Regions from separate parts of the Homo sapiens genome. Here region 1 is linked to region 2. The links are chromatin contacts, found by Hi-C in ENCODE. All regions are on one chromosome and are shown on one strand. The core of a region is the stretch at or near the end of the contact, and the rest is flanking DNA. Distances in the headings are between cores, read along the strand shown.

What was found. Hi-C counts contacts between places; a loop is a spot of excess contacts on that map. Pooled maps may share reads with other maps.
Region 1: a loop to region 2 is called in a map of heart right ventricle, with 6 times the contacts of the local background. The contact joins the promoter of TREX2 here to the enhancer-like site in region 2. A Hi-C loop is called at or near these places in 17 of 168 maps with a recorded cell type or tissue (A673, Caco-2, IMR-90 and 11 more), 5 of 37 single-sample maps with no recorded cell type and 24 of 50 pooled maps.

The regions. Positions count from the first base shown.
Region 1 is chrX:153,444,100-153,447,671 of GRCh38, reverse strand. It overlaps TREX2 (three prime repair exonuclease 2), which reads left to right and starts at 1,616. Exons shown (of 2, transcript NM_080701.4): 1 at 1,616-1,663; 2 at 2,177-3,199. The coding sequence starts at 2,242. The coding sequence ends at 2,952. HAUS7 (HAUS augmin like complex subunit 7) reads left to right here. Exons shown (of 10, transcript NM_001385482.1): 10 at 1-4.
Region 2 is chrX:153,031,244-153,034,971 of GRCh38, reverse strand. No RefSeq gene overlaps it. Among named protein-coding and RNA genes, the nearest start is that of PNMA3, 23 kb to the left of the region's middle. Within about 2 kb of position 2,376, at least 10 of the 41 ENCODE cell types and tissues checked have a DNase peak (open chromatin) inside an H3K27ac peak, as active enhancers do.

The DNA.
Region 1 (3,572 bases), core at 367-2,866, 410 kb before region 2:
CTAAGCAGTTGCCTCCAGCCTGCTTTCTGCTTCCTCAGCTCTATGTCTCTCTCCTTCCCCTTGTCCTGAGCTGCTCAGGTGGCCCAGGTCTGGGCAGGCTGGCGGCGGCCCTCCTGTCATCTTGGCGGGCCTGGGCTGCGTCCTCTTCCTGTGGCTCCACTCCTCCCTGCTGCTGCCAGCCACTTGAAAGCAGAGAACCCACTGTCGCCTCCCCCGGCTGGCCTTAGGGTCCTGTGCGAGACGCACCCCTCAGCCGCCCTCCTTGAGTGCCCCTGGATCCCCCGCGGGGTACCAGTTTCCTGCTCCTCCCTGGCTGGGCGCTCAGCTCTGGGCTGGGGAATTCAGCCTGACTGGTTGTCCAGGAAGATGCTGTCTGGGCTTCCCAGGGTGACCCAGTATCTCCCTGAGCAGTGTGCCTGTCACAGCTGCCTCCCTCCCTGTGAGTACCGGAACAGGCGTGACTGGTAGGGCCTCTGCCTCCTTGGGGCCATTGTACCTGCTGCTGCCCGCCCCACCCTGCTCCCTCCTGGCACCATCTCCTTTGCTTCCCCAAGGTCCCTGTGGGCACACAAGGCAAGGAGGCCAGGAGGAGCCAGGTGCCAGACCCCCCTCCATCCCAGTCGCCTGAGGCATCCCCCAGCCACCACTGTGAGAGGTGGGAGGCCGGGCAGGCCTGTGGTCACCATGGTGCAGGTGCACCACCTGATTTATAGGCCAAGGGACTCCTCTTGGTCACCTCTCTGTGCCCCCAGCATGGGGCTGGCCCTGCAGTGCACCCACCATCAAGGGCTGTTGTCTCTTGCTCCAGAATGAGGTCTTCAGGGCGCCACTGCTCGCAGGACCGGGAAGGACCTGGTGCCCTTTGCCTGGAGCGGGATAGACAGGGCAGGTCCCTGAGCCTGGGGTCCGAGGGGCTGGGCTTCACTCCTCCTGTAGTCCCGGCGCTCCTGGCCCACCCCCTAACGTTGCTTATCTGTGGTGGAGGAAGCATTAGCTCAGCTGCGGCCTGCACAGCTCCCGGGCCAGGCCCACCTCCCTTCCTTCCCCAGCAGCCACTGTTAGGTGCACGGTAGACATGATGAAGCGACGTCCTTAAAGCAGATAGCATCTCCCGAGGCTGCCCCATCCCTAGGTTTTGGGGGAGCACCCCTTCCCCTTTGGAGGCTGAGCACGGCATGTGTGGGCACCTTGGTCACACTCCAGAGCTCGCTTCATCCCCACGAGCGGCACCTGATCTCCAGTGACGGGGAGACTGAGGCCTGGCAAAGAGGACCTGTTGCCTTTGTGTAACTGGCCCCAGCATGGGGGAGGCATTGGCCCCAGCATGGGGGAGGCATTGACCCCAGGCCTGCCAGGCCTGGCAGCCACAGCCTGGCTAGGTGGAGGTTACTGCCTTCCGCACCACTCTGGCTTCCTCCCCGTGCCTGTGAAGAGCTCGGGGCCTGCTTCCTAATTTGTAAACACGGGGCGTGTGTCTCAGTGGCTGTGAGCTAGCGAGGGGGTGGCGAGCGAGCCGGCTGCGCAGGTCCTGAGGCCCCAGGCCTCATTGTTGGCCAACAGGCAGCTGGGGGCGGGCTGCGGCCGCTGATTAAAGGCCGCCTAGAGCAGCCTGTGTGGCGACAGGTGCCCAGAAGCCCAGGAAGCCGGTCAGTGCCCGCCCCAGGTAAGCTGGTGTGGTGGGGTTGGCAAGGACAGTCTCCCCGGGAGCCTGGGGGCAAGCAGGCAGAGGCCAGCTCGGGACCAGCACCTGTGTGCCAGGGACAAGGGTGGGGAGGTCGAGCCCAGCGGGAGCTGGGTGCACTGCATGGGCTCTTTCGGGTGGCTGCTTGCCTGCTTCCCGGCAGCTGGTTCCAGGGCTGGAGACCCAGTGTGCTATGCCCCAGGTTCCCAGCCAAGGCATTCCGGTGAAGGGGCTGGACCCCGCCAAGGTGCGGTCCCTGAGCTGCCTCTGCCTCTCCCAATCCCTGCTGGGGACTGTGGCTGGAGGCAGGCAGTAGAGCGCTCTGAGGCCTGCCTTTTCTGTTCAGTAGGTGACAGGAGTGGGGCTGACGCTCCCAGAGCCAAAGGTCACAGGTGCTGTGGTCGGGGGTGGCAGGAAGTGAGCCCCAGAAGGGTCAGAGCTTTGGCTAGGGGGAGGATGGTACACAGCAGGGCCCGGGCGAACCCCTCTCTCCAGTCCTCAGGGTTTGTGCCTCTCGCTCGGACAGTTTGAGGACTTGCTATCCCCGTGGGAACATCACCATGTCCGAGGCACCCCGGGCCGAGACCTTTGTCTTCCTGGACCTGGAAGCCACTGGGCTCCCCAGTGTGGAGCCCGAGATTGCCGAGCTGTCCCTCTTTGCTGTCCACCGCTCCTCCCTGGAGAACCCGGAGCACGACGAGTCTGGTGCCCTAGTATTGCCCCGGGTCCTGGACAAGCTCACGCTGTGCATGTGCCCGGAGCGCCCCTTCACTGCCAAGGCCAGCGAGATCACCGGCCTGAGCAGTGAGGGCCTGGCGCGATGCCGGAAGGCTGGCTTTGATGGCGCCGTGGTGCGGACGCTGCAGGCCTTCCTGAGCCGCCAGGCAGGGCCCATCTGCCTTGTGGCCCACAATGGCTTTGATTATGATTTCCCCCTGCTGTGTGCCGAGCTGCGGCGCCTGGGTGCCCGCCTGCCCCGGGACACTGTCTGCCTGGACACGCTGCCGGCCCTGCGGGGCCTGGACCGCGCCCACAGCCACGGCACCCGGGCCCGGGGCCGCCAGGGTTACAGCCTCGGCAGCCTCTTCCACCGCTACTTCCGGGCAGAGCCAAGCGCAGCCCACTCAGCCGAGGGCGACGTGCACACCCTGCTCCTGATCTTCCTGCACCGCGCCGCAGAGCTGCTCGCCTGGGCCGATGAGCAGGCCCGTGGGTGGGCCCACATCGAGCCCATGTACTTGCCGCCTGATGACCCCAGCCTGGAGGCCTGAGCACCAGGGCCACCTCCTGTGCCATGGACAGTGCCAGCCTCCACCGTTCAGCTGGCCTCTACCACCCCCGGCTCCTCCTATCTGGGCAGCCTCAGGTCCGTGCACCTGCCAGGCCTTCCCTGGCTGCCTGACCAGCCATACGGCCCTGGATTCCTCTCCAGGCCCCGCTTCCAGGGCCGTGCTCTCCCGGCTGGCCTGGGTGCCCAGCAGAGTTTGCTGTTTCCCAATAAACATTGCCAACTACTCACCCTCCGACTAGCTGGCCAGATACTAGGGGCTGGACTCCCTCGACCCCCTGCTGAGCAGGGCCAGGCGGTGAGCCATGCCAGGGGCCAGCACAAGACCTCCAGGGCCGCCCCCCTATGGCCTCTCCTCGCGGTGAGGACCGTGGGTGGCTGGGTAGGGAGACGTCAAGCTCTTGGGTTGGTCTGAGGGCTGATGGGTTGTGGCTGTGGGCTGATTGCCGCCCATCTGCATTGTCACCCCAGAGGCCCAAAGAAGCCATGAGTAGGGCCTTAAGCCCACAGAGCCGGCCGCCTGCCTGGGCACAAAGCTCAGCTGCAGCGCTTGCCCGCCGTGGGACCTGGAGTCTCTGTCCCTGCTCTGTGAAGTGGTAACAG
Region 2 (3,728 bases), core at 1,127-3,626:
GCCACTGGCTATGCAAGGCCACAAGTTATGCTATGCTATAAATTATATAACCTATCATATAATTAGCTACTTTTATTTTACTTTTGTAAATCCGCTTATAAAAACCCTGCTCTGTCTTTATTTAATGCTCAGCTTCTTGAATACAAATCCACTAAGCTGGTGTGTAGCTAAAATAAACAATCCTCCTGTTCTCCATATTGGTCTCTCCAGTCCTCAATTTCCCACAACAATAGGTTTAGGAGGGGACAAACATTCAAACCACAGCAGCTTCTTATCCTCTTTCCTTGACCAGCTGAAATGGAAAGGAATGCCTTCATCAAACCAATGGCCACATACTATGCACCTAAGGCCTTATAAATCTATTTGAGCAATGATACTGTGTCTGGTACACAGCATCTGCAACTGGGATTACTACTTGATAAAGCATGAGGTAGTGTACACTCATTCTCCAGAATTCATCCAATTTCTACAGGGGACAGAACTGGCGGATAAAATGGAGATATGATGGGGACCACCATACCTGTTAATACATCCTAGAGGTCTTTAAAGTGGCTCTAACCTCCATTATGCCTCCTGCAAAATTGTTTTTAAGGTCACCTTCAGAGGCAGATAGATCCCCACTCAAAAATTGGCTAGGATGTTAAGACTGATGACACCACATACACACCAAGAGGACAAGAAAAGTTTCACTACTTATGTAATTGAGGGTTTTCAGGAGAGGGGAGCAGTCATCTCCAGCAATTCCAAAATGGCTTCTGGAAGCAAAGGAAGGAGAGTGGCCTAGGTTTTCACTGAGGTTAGAAGTGGGGGGCCAAGATGAGAATTCCCACATGGAGACAGGAAATTGCATGGTTTGAATTTCCTTCATGCAGCAAAGAAGGGAGCATGCAGGCTTTTTTGCCAACTTGCTCAGAGGTAAGTTACAATGGGAAAAGGAAAGGTCAGTTTCTAGGGAGAATAAAGACTGAGGCAGGTGCTTCTCCAAGCACTGCTGCTGCTCTGGGAAAGGGAGGATCTTAGTTACTTGAAAGTTAAACTTTAAAGTGGCCCGTGCTCTGCCTGGCCTTCAGTCAGGAAGGGGTTATATGCTAGAAGGAATATAAAGTACGGCCAAAAGACAAAACCACTGTGAAAAGAGATGACATTGGGCTTTCTCAGGTGCTTGGAACCCATGCCAGCACAGAAATTGCTTGACTTCGTATAAGCAGACCAGGAAGATACTGTGGACATAGACCAGACTGGGCAACAGAGCAAGACTGTGTCAAAAAAAAAAAAAATGACAATGGGAAAGTCACAACTGTGCTGTCACTCCCTGTGTAATAATTGAGCTTTCGTTGAATGATACTGAGGGCCTGTCCAGGCAGGAGTAAGAATGTTAGATTTCCAAATATACTGTTTGGGGTGCCATCACAAGCATCAAGGAGGCAGGAGATGGTATACCATACTGGACAGTTTAGGAGACATTTTGAGTATCAAAATGCATCAGCCCCCCATCCTTCACCTTTGGACTCATGCCAGAGCAACAGAGCCAGCAGGCTTGCTAACTGTTGACAGAAGGAGCACATCACAAACTGGAAGCGGTAGAGTGTAATGAAAGCAGCACGGGTCCCAGAATTAAGAAGTCTGGTTCTGCAATTTTGTAACCAGAGCAGTTCCCACCAATCTCTTGTCCTTGGTTTCTACCTTTAAACAAAGAGAGACTTCATGATCTCTGGGGCTAGGGAAAGTAAGGCTCCACTGCCCTGCAGGATGTCAGGATGACGCCACCCCCATGGCGCTCCCTCATCAAACTCCTAGGGAACAAAGTCCCTCCTCACTGAGCCCCACAGACGAGCCCCGGTCAGCCCAAGGGCCCAGCATGGTTGGAGGGTCCAGCTGCCCTCCCTGTCTGCACGTCCACACCCCCTTACCCTGGACAGCCCTGACGACCGTTGTCTGGTGTCCCAGAGCCATGGCCGCCAGGGCTCCCTGCGAAACAAGCTCAGGCCACAGGAGCCCCGTTCGGCCCCCGCGGGACCGCGCTCCCTCCCGCCGGCGACGGTCCACGCGCGGTCACCCCAAGGCCACTCTGGCCACGGCTGCAGACCTTGAGCGTGGGAAGGGGCAGCCAGCTCCTCGGGCCCATTCGTGATCCTCGGGCGTCCTCTGGCGGCCAGAGCGGGCGTGACCTCAGGAGAATCCCCGCCGAGGCCGAACTCGCCCCGATGGCCGTTTCGCTTTGTGGACGGTCGCATTTTCCCAGCGGGCACTGCGACCGACTGTGACTGTGGTTCCGGGTATGGTGGTTGCACGCCTGTGGTCCCAGCTAGTCGGGAGGCTGAGGCGGGAGAATCGCTTGAGCCCAGGAGGTCGGGGTTGCAGTGAGCTATGACAGCGCCACTACACTCCACCCTGGGCAACAGAGCGAGACCATTTCTCAAAAAGAATAAAATGACAACCGGAAATATACGACCGTGCTGTCGCGGCTGCAGGAAATGGCGGCGTGCCCAGGCGCACTCATGACGGCTGCGTGCTCGTCAAGGTGCACAGGCGCGCACGCGTAGCGTACACTGGTGAAAGTTGCGCATTTGGACAGGCGACACGTCCTGCGCCCGCTACCCAGACTCTGGGGAAGGCAAGGGGTGCCGCTCTGTTCTACTCCTTTTCCTTATCCATCTCTTCTGTCTTTCCAAAGAGATGGTGAAAGCTCCACACACAGGATAAACATGAGGAACTGAGGAACAGTTAAAAAGATGTCTATGCTAGAGCTTCAACCCAGGCCTCCGCCCCAGCCTGCTGTCCCCTGCCTGCCCTTCCACGTCTTATGCACTTCGTTCTGGGAGCCTCCATGCATGCCCTGGGGAGCAAGCCACACATTGCCCTCGCACGGCAGTGTTCCGTCAACTGGCACCATCCAGCATGTTCAGCTTGGTTTCTTTCCTCATCCTCATAAGCCACTGACTCTGGGTTGGAACCACCATCGCAGTTAGGTCATTCTCTACAATCGCTGGCCTACTATGCCCTGACCGTATCCCAGTGAGCACAATAGGGTCAGAATTCCAGGCCACTGTTGTCCCCCAACTTCCATTTTATCCCAAAGAGACCTTTCCCACTAGTTTCCCACAGCAGAGGCGAGACCGGCTGGAAAATGGAATGAAATTTATTGAAGAGAAACGTGTACCGAAATCACTGAAAAGAAGGGAACCACAACACAGAGAGAAACTGCAAACAGCCACTACAGGACACAGGTCCTAGGATCCCTCCTCCTGGGGTTCCTGGCAAGGCGCCTCGTCTACCCCCGTCCTGCTGCCGACCCCACTGCTACCTCCCTCCTTCCCGAGGGCCCCAGGGCCCGCCTCTTGCCAGGACGTGGACTCTGGCAGTGTCCACCGGCTTCAGGGAGCCCCCTCCCAAGCCCATCTGCTGGGGCAGGGCCCTGCCCTATAGTCATCACAGACAGTCACAGGACACCAGTAAACACAGCAGGGAACAGCCCACCAGGTCGAGGAAACAGTCACAAGTAACAACAGGGGTGGAATGCCAAAGCATAAAGCTCTCCTGGGAGCCTCAGGCAGGGCAGCCCCACTCCGTCCCGGGTCCGGCTCTTCCTCCCACAGTCATGGTTACCATCGTGGTCACAGGGTGAGCATTGGCCGCGCCCTGGTTCCTCCTTCCCGCCATCTCCTGGGTCTGTGCTGGGGGCCTCCGGGGAGGAGCAGCTCAGAGAAGAACACACACAGCTCCACGAG